Linked DNA regions of Mus musculus: all the other regions are linked to region 2. Evidence: chromatin loops called from intact Hi-C (ENCODE). Cell type or tissue: heart. All regions are shown on one strand.

Region 1 (8,000 bases), 190 kb before region 2:
CAAGCATTTATAGTGACATAATGTAAATAAAAGGAATGTGAAAATACCTTGAATGTTGTCAACAAATGGTTAGCTCTGTGGTTTTAGCCAGCAGTCTGTAGATCATTTGCTGTGCCCAGCTCTTCGGTCTTTTCTCTTATTAGTTCCAGCCATTAATATTCTTTATCCAAGAAAAAAAAAGATAATAAAAAGGCCCCAGGTCCCCCTCAAAAACTGTCTCTTTGGATCTTCTCTTAGCAACAAGCCTTTACCCGCTCTCAGGCAGCACGTCTGTCTGTCTCTTTTTCTATTTCTTTCTCAGCAAGGATTTCCTCTGCTCATGATTCAGTTTAATTGATGGGCACAGTTGGGAGAATTCGCAAGTAACAACTCAAATGTCATTCCAGCTCTCCCAGAACCATAATTAGTCAACGTGTCAGGATTTCCCGGGTCTAGCTGCCTTGTCTCTTAGCAAGGTCACTTCTCCTTTCTCTCTTCTCTCTAGGCTAGATTCAGGGTCACTTCTTCAGATAATATATTTCAGCTCAACCAATCCTTTCTTTGAGATCTGTTGAATTTGCCTTTCAGACCATCTGTTTATTTCTGATTTCAAAGACTAGATTTTCCTTACATAAAACTTTTATATCTCTTTTTCTTTAATATAGTTGTATACTCCTAATATTTTTTGGTTTGGGCCATACCCTTTAAAACATGTCTTCTAGTTATTGTTATTTTATAGTCTCTATTTCTTAATTCTGTCATTGAGTACCTTTGGAGGAAAGTCTATTTCTGCTCTTTTTTTGTCTACATATTATACTTTTAAAAAAGATTTATTTATTTAATATATGAGTGCTTTATCTGCATGTATGCCTGCACACCAGTAGAGAGCCCCAGATATTATTACTGATGGTTATGAGCCACCATCTAGTTGCTGGGAATTGAACTCAGGATGTCTGGAAGAACAGTCAGTGTTCTTAATCACTGAGCCATCTCTCCAGCTCCATATTATAGTTTTAAAAATTACTTGCCCTCATGTATGTATGTGCACTACCTGTGCGCAGTACCCGTGAAAGCCAGAAGAGGGCAGCAGATTTCCTGGAACTAGCGTTTCAGACGGTTGTGAGCTGTCACATGGGTGCTGGGTAACACAGGTGCTCTGTAAGGACACCTTTAATCCCAGGACTTGGGAGGCAGAGGCAGGAGAAACTCTGTGAGTTTAAGGCCAGCTTGGTCTACAGAGTGAGTTCCAGGACAGCCAGGACTACATAGAGAAACCTTGTCTCAAAAAACCAAACCAAAACAAACCAAAACAAAAACAAAAGAAAAACAAAAATCAAAACATGAAGTTTTCATCACTTTTCTAGCACCTCTAAAAGTTACTCTTTATATCCCACATTTCCTTGAATGTTAACTCCTTGTTAGCTTGTTAACTCCTTGGGGGTAGATTCAACTTTTTTCATCAAATATTTTCTTTAGGATTTTTTTATGGGGATTCTTTGCAGCCAAAACAAAGCAGTGTCCCTCTATCAGGACACTACTTGAGGACCTTCTCAGTCAAGAGTCACTCAAAACCAAATCTAAGGCCTTATGTATTTTGGACTAAGTGGTGTGAAAATGAACTCCAGGTTCAAATGCAGTCTGACTTGTGAGTCCCAGGTCTCGGCAGTAATTGCTTCTGTCTCCACAGTACCACGATCCCATACTTGTGTGTGTATGTGAGTGTATGTTTGTGCGTGTATGTGTGTTGTTTGTGTAAGAGTATGTGTTGTGTATAGGTGTATGAGTAAATATGTGTGCATGAATGTGTCTGTGTATGTGAGTGCTTGCATATATGTGTATTGTATGAGTGTGTGTGTGAGAATGTGTGTGTTGTGTATATGTATGAGTGTGTGTTGTGTATGTGTTTGAGTAGGTGTGTATTGTGTATGAGTGTGTGTGTGTGCGCGCGTGTGTGCATGCACGCGTGACCTTGGCTTGGACATAAAGCTGTTTTTCACATTCTTGAAACCTCAGCATGCAATGAAGGCATCAGGGCTGTCTCCATAGATATCTAACCTCATGATGCTGAACTGATTTGTCCATGGAGTGACCAAGGTTGCCAGAAGCAAGAGAAAAAGTTGTTCTGCCCTAACGTGGCCTTTGCTTGTGTCCCATTAGTTATGGCTATGGTGCCGCTTGTGTAAGTCCCAAGGGGTGGGGTCTGCAGTCCCCCTCTGCCTCTAGCAGGTCAGATGCCACTCTCAGCTAGGCTGGTGGGGGAGGCAGTCTAGGTTGAGCAGGATCCCAGTCTGGTTGGGAATGAGTGCCCGGGACACATCGCTTCTTCCCAGTGCTAAAGTCATCTCTCTGTGAGAGGAAAGAGAAGGCCTTCTCTGATGATCTTTAATGAAGCAGCTCTCTAAGACAGTCTTAGCTTGCTCATATTTCTTTATGGGGGTAGGTTTGAACACATACACTCCATTCAGGGTGAACCGAGGGTTATATAGTTTGGAGAAAGGTGTGAGAATATCCAGGGAAGAAAAAGGTCATTGGCTGAAGGCTACGGGTACTGAGATGCCTCATCTGCACGTGGAAGAGTTCAGGCGCTGAGCGATTTGACTGATTACTTGTGATCACCTGGTTGAGGCTTGCCTGGTTCCTTGCTCCCAGGCAAACATGGAACAGGGAGGGAGCTACCACACTCCTGCTGGTCTCAGGGTGAGATTCTAATCTCAGCTTTTGAGATTTCTGGAGTTTGGACATGCCCAACCTCACGTGTTCCATGCTAGTTCCTCTGGTGGCACAGTCCCCATGCCCTACAATAACAAGTCACTCAGACAGTCTCAGATTCCAGTAGATGAGTAAATTCTTCTTCCTGATACAAGGGTAATGTAAGTCAATATTGCAATGGAGATGCAAGCGGAGATGCTTTGTGACATCTGTGCTGCCAACCACTCTGGCCATAAATGCCATATCACAGAGGAAAGAGCGTCTTACCTAATAATAGCAGGATAAAATTTCCTCAAATAATATAGCTAGAATGGAGAAAAATAAATAAAACCAAAAAAAACTAAACAAACACACAAACAAATGCCTAGTACCCCGGGCTAGTGAGCATGTCCTTGCTAGAAATATCTTTCTAGAGTACAGAACTCTGTCTTCTATGGTATGGAGAAGGTCTGGCAGAATTGCCTATGTTTGGAGAAAAGGGCAGGACTCCACTGAGGAGACTGAATGAAGTCCAGATGAAAGGCAGGGAAGGCTCGAGGTGGGTGAGTGGGCAGGCCCTGGAATAACTAGGAAGGAGAGGATGCAACAGAGAGCTGAGGTTAGCACCAGGGAAAAGTGGTGTGTGTGTGTGTTTGTGTGTGTAATTTGATAACCGCCTGTACTGCTTTTCTACCGTTGGGCAACACTGTGTACTCACACAGTGGGAAGCCTGACCCTTTGCTCAAGGTCAGAACCAAGGCCTTGACCAACCTGAACTCTTCCCTAGAGGCTCTGGGAAGGCTGTTTCCTGGCTCACACCAAGTACTGCCAGTACTTACAAGAGGTGGTTCCTGTTATTGGCTATCACTTTGGATGTTGTAACCAAGTATCAACCGCGGGCTACGTGTCTTACACAATAAACAATTATTTTCTGGCCACTCTGAAGTGTGCCAGCCTAGTTAGGTATTATCAAGGTAGATGACGACTGTGTCACTGTCTAGTCACGTAACACAGAGAGAAACATGTAGAAGAAGATTCCTGCAGGCTCTTCTTTCTGAGGGCAGTAATTCTGAGACCCCGGGCTCCACCCCATGACGTCATCTAATCCTAGTGACCCTCCACAGGCCCCATCTCAAAACACCACCACTCTGGGGCTTGCCCCTTCAATACAAACTAGTTTGAGAAAGTACTGTTTGGTATCTGAGAGGCATTTCTTCCTTCTCTCATGGCACCTTCACCATGACAGCACAGGGGCATACCAAATCGGCCACCCCCGCCGCCCCGCTGCCCCGCCCCCCTCCCCTCCCCACCCCTCCCCTCCCCTCCCCGCTGCCCCGGGGCCTTGCATGTCTTTCCCCGGCAGAGGGCACTGTCTGTCTTTGGAGGCCCACCCGGATGGTTCCAGGTTGAAGTTCACTTCTGATGACTGATGTCAGCCAGGGGTGATGCTTCCCAGAGGTTAGGAGGCTGCGGTGGGGCATCTTTGGAAGACATTTCTGTGATTTCTGCGTACTGCATCGTCCCTTGTAATGAAAAAGTTAGACTCAAGGAGATTTCTTTGAAGATCTAATTTTATTGTGCAGCCGTATCACAGTATGGTTATCAGATGTAAAAGGCAGTAAGAAACCCCGCAGTAGTCATTCAGCCTTTTGAGGACGATGTCTGTCGTAAGGAAGGTGGACTAAGATCCAATAAGACAGGCTGGTGATGTTAGGTGGGTCAATGGCTTCAAGCATCTCTCTCCTTCTGTGCTAATTGCCGCCACTAGGTGTCACCATATGCAGCTGCAGAGACTATGAGTATGATTTGAAGAAGAGGTGAGCAGCTCCCCTTCCAGAATGTTCGGCTCCTCACCCATTGGGGAACTCAGAAGTCTGAGAATGATCACAGGAGAAAGGCGGACCTCCTCCACGGGTAGACAGTGCAGTCGCCTGGGGAAGGGGCTTATTGGCCTCACTGTTAACTTGGCTTTCAGACCCTGGCTGTATTCATTACACAAGTGAATAGACTGTAGATACAACTGGGAACCCGTGGGGCAGAGGACTTCTGGAGCCTGGGATGGAGGACCAAGGGGCCGCCCTTCAACTGTTCTTCAGCCTCAGAAAGGGAAGTCAAGTAAGAGGAAATAGTAGGAGAGCAACCCGTTTGCTATTTGTTGGTACTCTACCCAGGCAGATACTGTAGTAAGAAAAGCAAATCGAAAGGGGATGATGAACACTGCCTGGGCCCTGTGCAGTGTCCGCGAAGCTGGGCACAGCCCCGCCTGGCTGACCGCTCCCTGGTAGGGACCTATGTCCTGGGCAAACACCTGTTTCTCTGCTGGGGAGTTTCCACTCTGTCCAGAGCACAAACTCCTGAAGTATTCAAAGGTGTGTGCATTCTCTTCCCTAACAGAAGGGAAATATAATCTCTTTAATTCATATGTATGTATGTATGTATGTATGTGTGTGTATATATATATATACACATATATATGTATATATATATAAAACCTCTGGTCCCTGAAAGCTACTGGGGTGTCAGTTGGCCTTGGCTCATATCATCCACTCTGATTGGAAGGAACCATGGCCCACTGCTAAGCCTGGCAGGGAAAGAGTACACTTGGCTGCTTCAGAAGAAAAAACAGGCTCTGGGATGCAGGGGTAGGGAGGTGAACAGTATAAGGAATGTACCTCAAGCTCATGTGTGTGTGTGTGTGTCCATAATTATGCAAGGGAATATATACATATACCCATAATTATGTATAGAAATATATATATATATTTACATATATATATATATACATATATATATATATATATATATATTTGTCTTATAATCTGGTTATCCCCACTCAGTTGTGTGTCAGGCTCATGTGGATTACATCAGACTCAGAATATTTTTATGGTGGCAATGTGACTTTGCTAGCCAGGGTTTGCCAAGACATCATAGTGAGATGTGGTGTCTTTCAGGGAAGTGACTGAGCCTTCACCTATGTCAGTGATGTTTACCTGAGTCTTCTTTCAACTGCCTATTTCAGAGGTAGTATTGGTTTTTCCAAGTTCTGCATTCATAACTAGTCGATGGACCTGTCCCTTCCCCCCACCCCCGTTTGCAGCTCCATCATGATATTGCAGACAAGGGATGAGATCGTGTGTAGTCCTACCCACTGAGTACCAGGCCCCAGCACAGTGGTTCTCGACATTTCCAAGGCTGCAATCCCATAATTCAGTTCCTCCTTTTGTGGTTGATAAGTGAGCCAATTCAAGCCAAATTAAAGTATAAAGGCAGGTTTATTTGGGGCACCTCTCAGGCAAGTTCACTGACCACACAGGAGGGGCTGAGTGAAGCCATGCAGAGGGAGACAGGGGAAGGAAAAGAGAAAGAGAGAAAGCGTGCTCACAGATGGAGAAGAGAGAGGCAGCCACCAAAATGTCTCTGGGGAGTGGGGAGAAGCCCAGCCCCTGGGGTGTAAAATTCAGGACAGAGGGTGGGGTATGCCAGCATATCCTGTAACAAATAGGTAGGGACTGAGGGACCCGACGCTGGGAGAACCTGGAGGCCAGGTCCTCTTTGGTACGTAAATATGCACCTCAGCTGTTCTTCCCAAGTCTGAATGCCAACAGTGATGATTCCCCAACCAGAAAATTATTTTCCTTTCTATTTCAGAACTGTAACTTTGCTACTGTCATGAATTGTAATGTAAATAACTGATATGCAGGATGTCTGACATATGATCCCAGAGAGGTTGAGACCCACAGGTGGAAGACCACTGCCCTAGCAGATGCTGTTATGGAAATAACTATGACTATAAATATATTTGAAATTAAATTTGCTCCTTACTGTATCAACAAAGCCTAAACACTATTTATCCTTCAAGTTCCCAAGGCATATTCTGATAAAGGATCAATCTTAAGAAATGCTGCCGGGCAGTGGTGATGCACACCTTTAATCCCAGCACTTGGGAGGCAGAGGCAGACAGATTTCTGAGTTCGAGGCCAGCCTGGTCTACAGAGTGAGTTCCAGGACAGCCAGAGCTACACAGAGAAACCCTGTCCCGAAAAATAAAAATAAAAAATAAAAAGAAAGAAAGAAATGTTGTGTTTTGCTACCTGGCAGAAGTTTTCTGAGTTCTGGTTCCTGGGGAGGGGAAGGGGGAGGGGGAGGGGGAGGGGCAGTCCATCATCAGGCCACTCCACGGGTCCTTGCTTTGCTTCTCTCAAATTGCCCCGGGATTGGCAGACTCTGTGCCATGTGGGTGCTGGGAATTGAACCTGGGTCTTCTGCAAGAGTAGCTAGTGCCCTTAACTGTTGAGCCATCTCTCCAGCCCCTTGAGATATAATCTTCATCCTTTAAAATAAATTATTTGCAGAGCGGGGCCCAGGGGAAAATTTGCTTCTTGGTCTTAATTCTGCTTTATTTCTGTATCCCCTTGTAGACTCCCTCTTCCCTCTGAGAATGTGGCTTACACAGTTGGGCTTGAAAACATAGTTTATCCAATCTCAGGAAAAGTGGCAGTAGCTCGGTGACAGAGTGACCCAGTTACATGCAAGAGCCTGCTGAGTGTCTCCACCTGGTAGCCACAGGGACGATCAGGTGTCGCTTCAGAAAGGAACATCGGGCCAGGATCTTGTCCATTTCAGAGAGGCCAAACTCACATGTACTGAGTCTTCAAAAGGGCCACCAGTGAGAACAGCTTGTCTTTCTTAAACTCTGTGAAATTTTTTTTTGTTTTCTATTAAGGGAAAAAAAAAACCCTAAAATTGTATTTGCTTCTCAAAAGAAATGTGTTTCCTACTTCAGAGATAGGGTTAAGAAGACAAAGAAAGAAGAGTTAAAATTATTTTAGCTGCTCATATGTTTGGGGACTTGCACTGTCCTTTTCTTCCCAGTAAAAGTTGTTTTTAGCTGCAAGTTTTGTTCAGATAACTTTTCTAACTGTATGCCCAGCCATCATGTTCTTACATGACCTTCTTAAAATTCCATGGATGCCCATGTGACTCAGCTCCTACCGAATCCTCCCTGTGTATACCCTAAAGCCTAAAATTATATACCACAAAAGAATCTGTGTGTAGAATACTCACTTAAGAGGAAAGTTTCTTCTTTCATATTTTATATAATGAGGCTCTTGAAATGTTTGTTTGTGTGATCATCATGTGTGTGTAAGTGTGTGTGTGTGTGTGTGTATGTGCCTATGCACCATATGTGTTAGTACCAGCAGAAGCCACAAGAGGGCAGTAGATTCTCCTAGCACTGGAGTTATAGATGGTTGTGAGAGGCCATGTGGCTACTGGGACCAGGACCCAGGTCTTCTGCAAGAGCATCCAGTGCTTTTCACTGCTGATCCATCTCT
Region 2 (8,000 bases):
CAACCATCCAGGGCTACATAGTGTGACTCCCATCTAAAGAAAGAGGAGGAGGTGGAAAAAGGAAAACAGAAAGCACCATCATTAGAACTAAGTGGTCCCTGCCCCGCCCCCAAAAAGGGAAAAAGCCAACCCCTAACCTGTCACATCTGCTCCTGGGCAACAGCGCGTTCACACAGGACACCACTTCACAGCTGTGTTTTGTTTTTGAAGGTTTAGCAATGTGATCCGAGCCCACACTCGCCTGGAGTCAAGATACAGCAACAGCTCGGGAGGCTCGTATGATGAGGATAAAAGTGAGTACCAGAGGCTGCGGGGTTCCGGCAGCACGGAGCTGGTACTGGGGAAGGTCTTTATTATTAAAGGCGGGAGAGCCTAACCGGTCCTGGGGAGTCTGTGGTCCCGCTGCTTTCCACGGTGGTGCTAGGCTGAAGAACGCCTGGTAAGACGTTATCTCACTGAAAAAAATTGGGGGGCTGGGCAGATGGCTCAGCAGTGAAGAGGACCCAGGTTTGGTTCCCAGCACCCATATGGGGCCTCACAGCTGCCTGCAACTCCAGCTCCAAGGGGTCTGACCCCTATTCTGCCCACCTTGGGTGTACACAAATTTAATTATATATATGTAAATTTTTTATATATTAAAATTGAGTTTTGGAACTGTCCTGGAAGTGATTAAGTTTTCAGCCTTGTGCATCTAGGGTCTGAGTGTGGGATATGACCTCCTGTTGAAACCCCCCATGTCATAGTCTCAGAAACCCTTGCTAAGCTAGGAGATGGATTCCTATGGGAATTTCCTGAAGCCACAGTCAGTTGAGTAAACTAGAAATGTTAATACACTTGTAGCTTTTGGGGTTGGGGGGCAGATAGCTTCTGTAGAACCATCAGTATAAATATAAGTTGTCTAGGAGTTAAGGAAACCAGAGAAACAAAGGACACACCAACAACCGGAGTCTGTGTTGTGGAACTTTCTTAAAGAATTGTTTAAAAAAATTATACAAAATAAATACTAAAGATATAGACAGTGACTTTAAATAGAATTGGTGCATAAAACAAAAATAAAATACATCTGATATAATTTTTTTAAAAAGAATTGCTATATTTCTAATTGTTTACATTACGGGTGCTTTGCCTATCTGTGTGCCTATACCACCTGTGTGCGGTACCCATGGAGGCCTGAAGGGTGTCATTCTCCCGAGGACTGAAGTTGCAGATGCTTGTGAACTGCCCTGTGGACGCTGGGAATCAAAGCTGGACCCTCTGGAAAAGCAGCACAGGGTTCAGTCCTCAGCCTCACATAGCAGCTGGTAACCCTCTGTCACTCCACTTCCTGGGGATCTGACGACTTCTTCTGGCTTCTTATGGGTAACTGCACACATGTGGTGCAGAGACACGCATGCAGGCAGGCATACCACACACATACAAATAAAAATAAGTATAAATTTAATTGAGTCTTGAGGAGGTTAAATGGTATACGGACAACTGCCCCACCGTGCGGCAAACATGGTGGAGCAACACCCACTTCTCTGTGGTGAGGAGAGAAAGCCCTCAGCCAGCCAGCTGCTCTGAAGTGTGTCCCTATGCTCAGGGTGCAGGGTATGGACTTAAATCCTGCCCTGCCTTGCAGAGGTTGGCTTAGGGAGCCCAGTGCTGGTTTAAATGCTGCTATCTTTCCAAAGGCAAGGTGTTCTAGGGATCCCAGTCCCAAAGCATGATGACACCTCATGGGCAGGTGGCATCTCAAGGTTTGAGCAAAGCACCCTTAGATGTAGAAATATTTAATCTTGACCTGGGGTTTCTACCCTGCCTTTGACCATTTAGTTCCCAGATTAAAACCACACACACAACCTTTATATTTACAACAACCCTTAAACTGTACAAAAGCTGGACTGCTGCCTACCCTCCGTGCTGTTAGAATCTACTTTCCTATCGATAACCCCGAGTCATTGCTTACTGTGTCCGTCTGGGATGCTCTTAGCTCCAGCCAGCCAGCCCTCAGGGCCATGTTCTTATGGCTCACCTACCCCATGGCGGCTTCTCCTTCCTCCTCCCTTACCTTCATCTCCCTCGTGGTCCCTCTCTGACCCCCAAGCCTGGGAAACCTAAACCCCACATATGACTCTTCTTCCCAGGTATTGGCTGTTGGCATCTTGATTTACCACTCTGAAATAACTTGGGGAGAAGGTGTACTTGCGGGCTCTCTCATCTCTGGGACAACCAGGTGTCAGGAGCTCACACTTAGCATTCCAATAGATAGCAAAAGGATAAACCTCAACACCCGCACATCATTTCTTTTGATTTCTCAAAACAGCCATAAATAAATAAATAAATAAATAAAGTATTCTCTACTATGCTCTTGTGACAGAGCACTGGGTGAGGTTAAAAGAGAGACTAGAAGAACATTCCAGTCAGAGGAACAGTAGAAAAGAAGTTCCTGAGACTAGACCAAGTCTTGTCTAGCCATGTACAGAACAGCAAGGTAGACATCGTGCCTGGGGTGGAGGGAACAGTGGGGGCATGGGAGGCAGTTAGCCATAAAAGAGGAGCTCGGTAGCCTTGACTCCTCAGGTCATTTTGTGGGCTGCAGGCTTCCTTAAGGGAACCTCTGGACAGTGGACAAGGAAAGACACATGGCCAGTTTTTCCAAAGATGGCTCTCTGTAGAACACGGGGTGTGTGTATAGTAGAAGCAAGATGGCAGTAAGGAACCATGGTAACAGAGGAAAGTGGACCAGACACAGAGAACAGTAACCATGGTAACAGGAGAGTGGACCAGACACAGAGAAAAGTGACAGAGCTCGGACACGTGGTCAGATGGATACAAGGGGTGTGTTTACAGGCAGATCTCTCCAAATGTGTTGAAATGTCAGTTTCCTCAGCATAAAATGGGGGTGCTCGTAGTAGATAGCCATGACTAGACTCTTGAGGTAAAAAGTACACAGGACAGTGCCTGATGTGGTAACTGTCTGGGTCAGTCCCTTGTGTTGTTGCAGAATGACCCTAGGTCTCTTGCTCTATGTTAGCTTGAAATACAGAATTGCATTTCTCTGCAGTGGAAATCATAATTGAACATTTTTTATATAAATTATTATTTATTTATTTTATATATGTGAGTACACTGTCTCTGTCTTCATGCACACCAGAAGAGGGCATCAGATCTCATTACAGATGGTTGTGAGCCACCATGTGGATGCTGGGAATTGAACTTCAGACCTCTGGAAGAGCAGCCAGTGCTCTTAACCACTGAGACATCTCTCCAGCCCCATGATTGAACATTTTTTTTTTAAAGATTCATTTATTTATTATATGTAAGTACACTGTAGCTGTCTTCAGACAATCCAGAAGAGGGAGTCAGATCTTGTTATGGATGGTTGTGAGCCACCATGTGGTTGCTGGGATTTGAACTCCGAACCTTCGGAAGAGCAGTCGGGTGCTCTTACCCACTGAGCCATCTCACCAGCCCGATTGAACATTTTAAAATGTATTTTTCTTTGCTCTATAATGAAGAACTACAAATCGTTAAGTAATAATTTATCAAGTAATTACATAATCAACTAATTCTAACCCAGTTGATGGTGCAATCCACACATACTGAGCCGACATTCTGGCAAGCATGCACTTACAAGATTTTTCCTAAAAGCACGGACTATGGTAAACATAAGTCTTTTCCCCAGAAAGTAAAGCAGCCATGTCCTCCTCACCCTGCAGATGATCCCATCTCTCCCTACACCGGCTGGTTGTTAAGTATTACGGAAGCCAAGCAGCCACAGCCCTTACCCATGCCGTGCAGTGGAGGATGCTGGGCCCCCTTGGTCGACTACCTCCCAGAGACCATCACTCCGAGGGGGCCGCTGCACAGGTGAGCAGCATGCATAAGCAAAGGGAGACGGGAGCCTTGACCAGACTTCTCTATCAGTGAGACGGGGACTTTTGCCAGGTCTCACAAAGGAGGCCCTTTTTGAATCCGTGTGACCTTGCCGACCAGCTTCTAGAACATTAGCAGTTTAGCGAAATCTCAGCCTATGACCCTCCGAATTTTAACTCTATAAGATCGTGAGACTTAATTCAATGCTGCTTGTTAGACGGCACCACGCAATGTATACGAGTGGGCTCAACCTCGATGTCTCCTTTTTCTTAAGTTCTTGTTGCTAGAAGATTCACGGTTCTGTGATAAGATTTATGGATATTTCCTGTAGTGGGGCTCTGTGTTGTCTCTGGGGAGCTGGAGAGATGGCTTCACAGAAGGCCTGGATTTTATGGCCAGCACCCACCTGGCAGCTGCTGCTAAATCCTGTTCCAGGGGGAACCCAGTGCCCTCTTCTGGCCTCCATGAGTACTGCATGCATGAAGTTCACATTTAGACACTCTTATATGCAGAGTAAAATTAAATAAATCTTAAAGAGTCTCTCTCCCTTGTATAAATATTTCTATCATTTTTTTAGTGATCCTATGCAGCATTGAATTGTGACTTGACCTGTTGGTGTATTTTCATCCTCTGTAGACGTTCATGCTCATTTTTCTGTTTTGATGGGCAGGTGTAATATTGCTGTGATCTTTATGACTGAGATGGTGGTGGATCACAGCGTGAGGGAAGACTGGGCTCTTCATCTTCCATTGTTACTTCATGCTGTCTTTTTGGGTAAGACTGGCTCTAAGGGGGATTCTAACCAACAGGATGATAAACATGCAGAGGTCTGGGCAGTGCTGGTGAACATCTTTTAATCCCAGCACTCAGGAGGCAGAGGCAGGCAGAGCTCTGTGAGTTCGAGGCCAGCCTGGTCTACAGAGTGAGTTCCAGGACAGCAGGGTACACAGAGAGGCCCTGTCACCTAGGCATGTGTTTCGTTACACATAGGTTACACTCTGAAGTGAGCCCTTTCCCTCCTCAGTTCCTTTCGGTGTTCATTTCTATCATATGTAACGTTCCAGGTCATCAGTTATCGTGCAAAACTGGCATATCTATAATCTAAACGTATTAATGATGCATCTTTCAAGACACCCAAAATAGTGTGGACTTATTTAGGGGTCTTTGGCTGAGGAAACAGATGGAAAGCCATGAAGCCTTGTCAAAGCAAAAAGAGACATAACAGGGAATGTGGCAGGCTTAGCAGCTAGCTTGAGATGTCCAAGTGTCAGGCAAGAAGTGGAGGGGAACCATCTAGAACGTCTGTTAAGTTAGAGAGCCTGGTGTGGTGACACACGTGTATCTGTGATCCCACCACTCAACGGCTGACCGAGGATCTCAAACTCAAAACCAGCCTGCACTTCCCAGCAAGACAGAGCTCACAAAGACATGTTTCTATTAAACAAATAAACAACAACAACAACATTTTAATAGCAGATGGGGGAAGAGATAAAAGAAACCCACAGAGAGGTCAAGAAAAGGTCACCTGTCAACATTTATTCAAGCACTTCATTTAAGTCACAAAGTATCTTATTTTTCCATAAGCCCAACTTCTTTATGTTGATTTCTCCCAGCATCCCAGAGTCTTCGCTATCCACAGAATCTCAGTGAGCTTTAGCAGCTGTTTATATTAAGAGACTATGCCCTCTGTTCCAGGTTTGGACCATTATCGGCCAGAAGTCTTCGAGCACAGCAAAAAGCTGCTGCTTCACCTCCTCATCGCCCTCTCTTGCAACAGTAACTTTCACGCCATTGCCTCTGTACTCCTGCAGACCCGCGAGATGGGGGAAGCGAAGACACTAACCATGCAGCCAGCTTACCAGCCGGAGTATCTCTACACTGGTAAGAGGAGAATTGAAGCTGTGTAGCAAGTGCAGGAAGCTGTGCAGTTCATGATGTTATGCTCAACTTTCTGCATGATAAAATGTTTCGTGTAACATGCCTCCAAAGCACCTTTTCATGGCTGAGTATCTTAAAGTGCATTTTTCATAAACCTTTTATCCACTGCCCTGTGAGTATGTTCCTATTGATGTATTTACACGGAAGGATGAAGTTGTGAAATAAGGTGACTATGCTCCTCGCCCCCCTCCTGCCCCCCGCCTGAGCAGGACAGGGCAAGCATGCAGGTGTCTCTCTTGTGCTTTCTTATTACCCTGAAGGGGTTTTTGCTTTATGGAGACTATGTTTTACTGAAATCTGACAGAACACAAATTTTAAAAATAGAGAAAAGGGAGGTAGTTGTATGTATACATTTTTAAACCACAGTATAACTAAAGATATTCAGTGTTAAATATATAATGAAAAGAACAGTATTCTCTTATAAGTCTTTGAATACCATGTGATATAGCTCATTAAAAGATGCTAATATAAGGTTAGGGTATAGATCAATGATAGAATATACACTTAGCACACATGAGGCCATGGGTCTAATCCCAAGCACCAAATACATATATGCATGTATGTACACATTGTATGTTCATACACACACACACACACACACACACATATTAGATACACACTTAATCAAGCTCATAGCCACATTTACTCAAAAACGTTAAATATAACTTACAAGCAGCCATTGGTTAATATTTCTTAAAGAAGTCATTTTAAATTGTCCAATACTTGAGACTAATTTCCTGACAGTATAGTTGGTGACTGACCTTTGGTAGCTCGGTTATTTATTGGTCAGGCCAGTGTATGTATAATACATATATGTACCACCCCTTTGCCACAACAGCCAGCCAAACCCCAATGTGAGATACAGCATCTCTCCCCATGGTGCCAGACACTGGTGTGCGCAGCAGTGCCTCTGAGGCCTATCATAAGCAAAGAAAAAACATTTGTGCCAGGCAGTGGTGGTGCACGCCTTTAATCCCAGCACTCAGGAGGCAGAAACTGGAGGATCTCTGTGAGTTCAAGGTCATCTGGGGCTACACAGAGAAACCCTGTCTTGAAAAAAAACAAAAAAGAAAAGTGATCGCTATTGATCATGACGACATAACCTCATAGCCTCAGTCCAAATCAAGTGGTTTTTGTTTTGTTTTTAAAGACTTATTTATTTATTTTATGTATGTGAGTACACTGTAGCTGTCTTCAGACACACCAGAAGAAGGCATCGGATCCCATTACAGATCATTGTGAGCCACCATGTGGTTGCTGGGATTTGAACTCAGGACCTTTGGAAGAGCAGCCAGTGCTCTTAACCACTGAGCCATCTCTCCAGCACCCTCAAGTGTTCTTTAATGTCACCTTATTCATACCTACCTCCAAGCCCCTGCAACCTTGCTGGCACCTTAGCCCTTTCTTCCTTTGCCTTCTCGTCCCACTAGGCGGCTTTGACTTCCTGAGAGAGGATCAGTCATCCCCAGTGCCAGACTCTGGCCTCAACTCCAGTTCCACCTCCTCCAGCATCAGTCTGGGGGGCAGCAGCGGGAACCTCCCACAGATGACCCAAGAGGTGGAAGATGTCGAAGCAGCCACTGAAACGGACGAGAAGGCCAGCAAGCTCATCGAGTTTCTGACGACCAGGTAATGGGGGTGCTGGGCGTCCGGCTGCTGCTCCAGACGGCTGCTGTTGAAAAATCGCCAGCCCTTTAAACCACACAGCTGGGAAATCGATCTTTCTGTTTGGAAGAAGTCCTACTTCCTCCTGATTGATACTGGCCAGAGTCAAGGGCAGATGCTGTGAGAGGTGTCTCCTATCCCATCGATGGAATGATAGGTCGGCAGGGAGATTTGGCATATAATGATAAGATGGTGCAGCAGACAGTAATGCTCTGTGATGTGAAGTCATGTTGTCCTTTCTGAGGACTTCAGTCTTACACGTTAGGCTCACATCTGTCAACAGCACGGCTGCCTCTTAGAGTCTGACAGTAGAACCACATGGTGGTAGTCACCTCAAGATCTCCTGGAACTAGAGTTACAGATGTTTGTGAGCCATCATGTAGGTCCTGGAAATTGAACCTGGGTCCTCTGGAAGAGCAGCCAGTGCTTTTAACCACTAAGCCATCAATCCAGCCCATCCTTACTGTTCAAACACAAGCTTAGATAACAGAAGCCATTTTCTGTTGGTCCATGGAATCTTACACCTTGGCAATGATTCC
Region 3 (8,000 bases), 330 kb before region 2:
CAAAACACCCATGGAAGGAGTTACAAAGACAAAATTTGGAGCTGTGATGAAAGGATAGACCATCTAGTGATTGCCATATCCAGGGATCCATCCCATAATCAGCTTCCAAATGCTGACACCATTGCATACACTAGCAAGATTTTGCTGATAGGACCCAGATATAGCTGTCTCTTGTGAGACTATTCCAGGGCCTAGCAAACACAGAAGTGGATGCTCACAGTCAGCTGTTGGATGGATCACAGGGCCCCCAATGGAAGAGCTAGAGAAAGTACCCAAGGAGCTAAAGGGAACTGCAACACTATAGGTGGAACAACAATATGAACTAACCAGTACCCCTGAGCTCTTGTCTCTAGCTGCATATATATCAAAAGATGGCCTAGTCGGCCATCACTGGAAAGAGAGACCCATTGGACTTGCAAACTTTATATGCCCCAGTACAGGGGAACGCCAGGGCCAAAAAGGGTGAGTGGGTGGGTAGGGGAGTGGGGGGTGGTTATGGGGGACTTTTGAGATAGCATTGGAAATGTAAATGAGGAAAATACCTAATAAAAAATTAAAAAAAAAAAGAGTCGTTCGCACACCATGTAAGACTTTGTTGAGGAAAATAAATGCTTCCTTTGTATTGGAAATATCGCTCAGAGACAGCCTCTGTGTTACAACGTGGGCCTGTGTCCACTTCAACTCTCAGCTATGGGACTCCATCAGGCCCATACCTGTGCAGGCTCTGTGCATTCCACCACAGGCTCTGGGAGTTCATACGTGCACCAGTCCTGCTATGTTTACAAGGCCGTGTGCCCTTCGTCTTCTCCATCCCTGTTTGCTCTTGGACTCTTTCTGCCTCTGGGATTAGAAGACCAGGGTTGTGGGCACAGTAGCTGAGTTTTTTATTTCTAGGCTGTTTTCTCTTTAACTCATCCTCCAGTCCAAACCAACATGTCTGGCTTGCATTGGGCTTGCCAAGCCTGGCCTCTGTGGGATGATGTTTTAAAAGGCCTCTTTCTCCACATCTGAGCCTCACCTCCTGTGACAGATACAAGAATGTCTACTGTCCTTACCTGCATGATCAAACCGAGGCTATTCTTATCAGTGATTTGGGGAGAAACCCCCCAAGTTCCAGAGAAATGCTTCCTACATCCTGTAAACTGGTTGAAACTTGTCTACTCGCGACACATTACTGTAAGTGGCTCTGGTATATTTCCCCATAAATCATGGACAGGATGGATGGGTTACAAGGGAAGAAACTGAGGACAATTAGGACACACTGTGGAAGTGCAGAGCCTGGAACTAAAGTCCCCTAAAACCTCCACAGATCACTCCAACCCACAGTGACACTACATAGACCAACCAGTTATGACAGGAACTACATCTAGACCATCAGTGACCAAGCCATCTCAGTCAATCAACAGTCAAGCGAGGGAGTGAAGATTGAAAAAGAAAACCAGACAAAATTATAACATGACTCCAGCTCCAGGCTGAAGCAGGTTTATGTCTCTCCAGCCTGCTTTTATATCATTCTAGGTGCATCCAAAACACATGGTCAGTTCTAGATCAAAAGCAAAGTCATCAGGCGAAGTAGTAAACAGGAAGGTCACACAAGATACTAATTAAGTAAAGTATCGAACAAAAGGATCACACAAGGCAGTAAGTAAAGTAATAAACAAAGCCCCATGGTCACTCTTTCTAATATTCTTATCTGAGCCTTCTTCCTTGTCCAAACCCAGTGACAAGTGCCAAATTCCTAGAAGTGGCACCAAAAGCTCTCAACATCTCCCCCTTTTTGACTTCATAAACCAGGCTATGCCTGTCTTAGTTGATTCTGACAAGGATGCCTTCCTTACCCATCTTGGAATTTACATTTTCAAAAACAATGTAATTCTGTCTTAGGTTGGTAAGGCACTGTACAGAAAATTACCCGTCTTTGGCCACCAGCCTGTTAGATTAATAACCCTGGCTGGGGGGGGGGGGATCCATTTTTAGTTTCGAGCCATGTATTTTGGCCGTCAACATGTTGATGTTGTTAAAGGCAAGTTTCATCACAAGGGCAGGAATAAAAGTATTCCCAGGACAAGGAAGGCTAACATGGTCAAGCTATATAAGCCATTCTTGAAACTTGACAAAGATGGAAATACTGACCCTTCAGCCATGAATCAGGATGACCAAGATAAAAGGAAAGCCATGCACTCCTGGGCAGAGTTTACTTCAAGCTTTGTATTCCTTAAATTCATGTTCTCCTTACACAAAGTTAAGCTATCCAGAGAGGTGTTAGAATTATGGCAAACACCCTGCAAGTGTCTTTGAATTTTCCATTGATATTTAACGTGACACTTGAGATGACCTCTTATTCTTAAACTCTGAGCCTCCTCTCCAGTAGTTTGAATAGTATCAATAAGAATGTCAATTTGTTGTTCTAGATGTCTATCTGAATCTTCTTGAAAACTCAGAGCACTAATAACATTTTTTGCTAAGTAATTAACAAAAGTAGCTGTCCTAACTTCTTGTGTCAAAGCAATTACAGAAGCAGTTGGTGCTAATTAATATAATCAAAGCTGCTACACCAGCAATCATCAAGTCCACTCCACCTTGCTCCTGCTTAAAGCCTGACTCACTTCTTCCAGTATTTACAAGTCTTTTTCAAAATGCCAAGGTCTTGTAATACTCACAAGCAAAGAACCAATAACACTCTTCTTTTTACGTGTATGTGGGTGCCTATGGACCTCAGAGGTGTCAGATCCCCCAGAGTTAGACTTACATGTGATTGTGAGCCACTTGGTTAGAGTGATAGGAATCAAACTCAAAGTCCTCTGGAAGAATAATATGTGACCTTAGCCACTGAGCCATCTCTCCAGCCCCATCCAGGAACACTTATGGCTTATTGATTCTTTGCACTTGAGGTGCTATCTCAATGGTTCGTGACTCATGTACCACTGCAATGGGAATCAAAACCCTCTCCTGCTGCAAGCAGAGCCCAATTGTGACAATGAAATCCAGAGTCAGAAGAAAAGGCAGCTATGGATTAACCTACTCTTCCCTTTGTGGTAACTGAGTTTCCTTGAAACTGGATTAGATAAACATATCTCAGTCTCTCCCTGTTAAGACCTATTGTGTGTATTTAGATAGAACCACACACTAAGGGGCTGGGGAGATGGCTCAGCAGTTAAAAATGCCAGCTGCTTTTACAAGGACCAGAGTTTGGTTCCCAGCACCCACGTGGTAGCTCATAACCATCTGTAATTATAGTTCCAAGGGATCTGACGTACTCTTCTGGCCTCCGTGGGTACCAGGCATGCACATGGTGAATGTATGTATATCCAATCAAACACCCATACACATAAAATAAAACTAAAGTTTATACAAACACATTCAGACTTTCCAAGTATTGAGATTCAAATATTGAGATTCAAGTACAAAAATCATTCCAATTATTAACTTCCTGATCTATTACACACTCTTCAGGAAAAATTATGGCATGTGTGGCACAGCCACACAAGCCCTGAGGTCACAGCTACTTGGGAAGCAGAGGCAGGTGGATGGTGAGTTCCAGGCCAGCCTGGGAAATTTATAAGATCCTGTCTATCTTTTGTGTTCTTGGTGGGGATCATTGTCCTTTATGAATCTCGTTGACGATTACATCAGTGTTTCATGTACAGTTCCATTCTCCCCACAGAGAATCGGCTACATTAATGACTGTGTGCGATGGCTCACGTGTACAACCCCAGAACTTGGGAAGCTTGTCTCAAAAAAAAAAAAAAAAGTAATACACTGTTAAATATTTAATCACCTGGTTTAAGACCCATGTAACTATTTTTAACAGGATAGAAAACTCTTAATTTTAAAATGAAAGTCCCAGGCTGGAGACCAGTGATGAAGATGATGATGTAGATGAAGATGTGTAAATTCCCTCTCAAAGAACTGCAAGTGAGGGAGGCTTATCCTGGCCGGTCATGGGCCCAGGGTGAGGGATGCCCTTGGAGTCAGCTGAGAACAGAAGAGCAGGTTGCCGAGGAGCCAGATCCTGCAGAGAAGGAGGCTCCACTGGGAAGCACGCGGGGAAGGAAGAAACGCTTCCTCCTTTATCCCCCATCTCCCCTCTCCCTTTTCCCCTTCTCCTTCTCCCCCGCCCCTCCCACCCCTTGTCTATCAGTGACAGTGATCAGATCTCACAACTAAGAATGACCCTGGAGTTTGCTATCTCTGAGCCGAGGCTGTCAGATGAGTCAGTCTCAGCATCCATGCGAAAACTTCTGAAGCCCCAGCCTTGTTGTAATACCCGCAATTGCCTCCCTCCAACATGGTGATGGATACTGCTTGGTGAGAGGGTCCTGAAAGCACAAAGACAGGTCCTCCACCTCCCAGTATTGTGGTTGCTTCCCTTGTTTACACTGCACATGGAGTGTGCAGCCTGTCTGAAGGCTAAAACATGAGCCAACCCAGGGAATGCCTTGAAAGTCTCAGGAGGGTCTGCGGAAACCAACCTAACACAGAGACTGCAATGTTATGTGTGGCCAGCAGAGGCCTCTAGCGGGCTGAGGAGAAAAGTGGCCCAGGTGACAACTCAGGCTTCAGTTCCTTGACTGCTCAAGAGAATAACCATAGAAAGACTAGCTCACACGTTCAGCTGACTCTCCCCGTGCTCTGCGCAGGCTCTGACTATCCAGGCCCCAGGACGGAGCTGCCTTGGGCTTCTCTGTTGTACTCTTTGGGACCACACTTCTACTCTGTCTACTGCAATTTCAGCAAAGTACTATATCGTGGTTTCGATTTTTAAATGATTTTCTTTTTCCCCTGCATACTTTCTTCTAATTCTATTTACTCATCTATTCATTACTGGATAAAGCTTTTTCCTCCTCATTTCTTTTTGATTCTGTTCTCCTGTGTCGTTCCCCCCCCCATGTTCCTTGCTAGTTATTACTAATATTTCAGGGTTTTAAAAAATCTTTTAATTATTGGAAAATACTTATTCTGTTTATATGTGTGATTATATATGTGCGTGTACATGTATACACATACATAATGTTTGCGTGTGTTATTGAGTGTGCAGGACATGAAACTATAAAAGGGACCATGACACTCTAAAGAGACATCTTAAGGGAGGAGGAGAGAGAAAGAGAGGGAGATTGGGCACATATGACATCAAAGCAGATAGGAGACTATCAGGAGTGGGCAGCCAGCAAGAGAGTCTGGGAAAGGTAGTGGGGAGAGGGACAGGTTAGAAGGCGGTGTGCAGACACATGTATAAAAACACTGTGATCCAATCCTGACTCAAGGGATAAAAACAAAGTTTCTTTTCAATCCCCTTATCTTAATCTCAAGATGACAACATAAGTACAGTTACTGTTTTTTCCTTATTGTTCGCAGTACCGAATCAGAATATTCAAATACGACCATTTAAAGTAAGAGCTCTTGTCGAGTGTAGTGGCTCATGCTTGTATTTCAGGACCTGAAAACTAAGGTAGGAGGGATTGCTGAGAATTTGATGCTCATGTTGGGCTACACAGACTATTCCTGCCAGGCTGGGCTTCAGAGTGAGAACCTGTCTCAAATACAGCAAAAGTAAGAGGTATGCACGGAAGTTGTGGGCTCTGCGGTAAAGTACCCGCTGCGCATGTGCGAAGCTCTGGGTTCCACATCCACAACAAGCAAACAGATCCACCCAGCTCCTTTTTTTAGCTGGATGTGTTTGTACCCTCTGTGATTCCAGCGCTGGAGAGGCCGGAGAAGGAGGGACACGAATTTGAGGTCAGCCTGAAGTACAGGTTGACTTCATGACAGTCAGAACTGCATAGTGTAGGTTAGTTACAAGGTTAGCCTGAGCCGGACGTGGTGGCGCACGCCTTTAATCCCAGCATTTAGGAGGCAGAGGCAGGCAGATTTCTGAGTTCGAGATCAGCTTGGTCTACAAAGTGAGTTCCTGAACGGCCAGGGCTATATACAGAGAAATCCTGTCTCGAAAAACTAACTAACTAAATAAATAAATAGGTTGCCTGGGTTGCATAGCAAGGTCCTGTCTGAAAATTTTAAAAATTAAAAATTTATAAGTAAAACACACGAATGAGAGCAATGACAGGAAGCATGATGTTCATCGGGAGTTTAGTAGATCCCACTGAGCAGTTGAAGGAGGATTTACAGACTGAGACATTGATTGGTGCTGGTTGACCCAGCTTTTTGTTTGTTTGTTTTGTTTTTTTCTTCGTTACAAGCCTTAGAGACAAATGTTATATTCTGTTGCCTTTGAGGCAGGAATTCTTTCCACCTGCCTCCCATCCCTCTGCAGGTTGTAGTCTTCCTTAAAGTGAGTGGCTCTTTGTTTCTTAGAAATTTTGAAAAGATTCTTTTCCTTTTTTTTATTTGGTATTTTCTTTATTTACATTTCAACTGTTTTCCCCGTTCTAGGTCTCCTTGAAAAGATTTTTTTTTAATGCTTATGTATGAGTTTCTACATGAGTGTATTGCACATGGGTGCAGGTGCCCATGCAGCCAGAAGAAGGCGTTGGATCCCGACATCCAGCTGTGGGCCCAGTGTGGGTGCTGGGAACTGAACGTGATCCCTCGGGTAGAGCAGGAAGCTCTCTCAAACAGTGAGCTGTTTCTATAACTCCTACAAATGTGCTCTTTGTCAGCCAATAAGTTAAAAAAGTTGGACAAAAGGTTTGATTGTAGCATAATAATGTTTTTAAGAAAGTGAATTCCTCTATCGGGTCTGAGATGGCTCATCAGCAGGTAAGAGCACCGGCTGCTCTTCCAGAGGACCTGGGTTTTGTTCCCAGAACCCACAGAGGGCAGATCATAAAGTTGATACTCAGCTCCAGGGCTCCATGTTTGGAGAGTGTAATTCTAAAAGCTTAAGAATTGGAACCTTAGAGCTCCATTCTTCCTCCCTTGAGGAAATGCCTCCATGAGATCCAGGTGCAAGGCAGTTTCTCAATTAGTGATCAAGGTGGGAGGGCCCATTGTGGGCGGTGCCATCCCTGGCCTGGTAGTCTTGGATTCTATCAGAGAGCAAGCTGAGCAAGCCGGGGAAAGCAAGCCAGTAAACATGGAAACATCCCTCCATGGCCTCTGCATCAGGTCCTGCTTCCTGACCTGCCTGAGTTCCAGTCCTGACTTCCTGTGGTGATGAACAGCAAGGTGGAAAGTGTAAGCTGAGTAAACCCTTTCCTCCCCCCCCCCCCAAAAAAGCCGTCCATTCTTATAGCTGGGTATGGTGGTTCATAGTTATAATTCTAGACTTGGGGCATCTGAGGCAGGAGAATTACAAGCTCACAACTAACATGGGCTGCTAGCAAAACCCTGACTCAAAGAAACAACTGTTTACATACAGAGCTGCACACTCCCCACAGCAGGGCATGTGGGCTGTGGATCACTCACATGTGTTGGATCAAATCCCCGACAAGATAATGACTAACAGAGGGGCTACCAGGGAGGCACTGGAGAAGATGCTCTCGTTCACACTGAAACATCCAGAATGAGACCACCCAGATCAGTCCAGAATAGGAGCATGGCACCCCACACCCAGCATGAGTGAGAGGGGTTTTATGAATTTAAAAGGTGCAAGGTGTCCGTGCTTAACCAAATGTCTCCATAAGTCTAACTAACTTCTGCCTTCTCTCCTCATCCTCACCATCTGACCTCTGAGCCTCTCTCTGCACTCCCACAGCCGTGCTTTGGTTCCTTGGAGTAAAGGTTTCCTTCCCCTGAACTTTCTGAATACTAGGACCATTTCTTCCTTGTGTTAGATCCATCACACTTAGGCCAGAAAGAACACTTCCATCCATGCTCTCTGAAGGGGAAGAATGGAATGGCTCATAGTGGCGGCTAAATCAAATAAAACCAATATTCCAGAAGAAAAGTATATTTCTGTGTCTAGAAATATGAGGAAATTGTGTAACACTGTAAAAACAGACATCCATGCAGGAAGAAATAGTAGCATAATATGATTGCTATGTATGGAGATCATAATGGAGGATATGATGTGTGTGTGTGTGTGTGTGTGTGTGTGTGAG

What was found. Hi-C counts contacts between places; a loop is a spot of excess contacts. Peaks named below come from ENCODE experiments on the same cell type or tissue, not always from the same donor. Only the 100,000 strongest peaks of a DNase experiment are listed, where the experiment ranks them.
Region 1: it touches region 2 in a loop (5-fold over the local background); 12 of 42 quality-filtered maps call a loop at or near these places.
Region 3: it touches region 2 in a loop (2.4-fold over the local background); 2 of 42 quality-filtered maps call a loop at or near these places.

The regions. Positions count from the first base shown.
Region 1 is chr5:150,228,918-150,236,917 of GRCm38, forward strand. It overlaps a transcript of Fry not described here. Among named protein-coding and RNA genes, the nearest start is that of Fry, 27 kb to the right of the region's middle. In heart, CTCF peaks have their summits at 1,050 (motif pointing right), 4,420 (motif pointing right) and 7,891 (motif pointing right); DNase peaks (open chromatin) are centred at 3,434, 4,044 and 4,474; H3K4me3 peaks cover 553 bases; H3K27ac peaks cover 754 bases.
Region 2 is chr5:150,422,500-150,430,499 of GRCm38, forward strand. It overlaps Fry (FRY microtubule binding protein), which reads left to right. Exons shown (of 61, transcript NM_172887.2): 36 at 211-293; 37 at 3,702-3,852; 38 at 4,529-4,632; 39 at 5,554-5,739; 40 at 7,227-7,425. Among named protein-coding and RNA genes, the nearest start is that of Gm36299, 19 kb to the left of the region's middle. In heart, a CTCF peak has its summit at 4,318 (motif pointing left); no DNase peak of the experiment used is centred here.
Region 3 is chr5:150,093,323-150,101,322 of GRCm38, forward strand. No RefSeq gene overlaps it. Among named protein-coding and RNA genes, the nearest start is that of Gm52797, 34 kb to the right of the region's middle. In heart, no CTCF peak of the experiment used is centred here; a DNase peak (open chromatin) is centred at 4,429; H3K27me3 peaks cover 300 bases.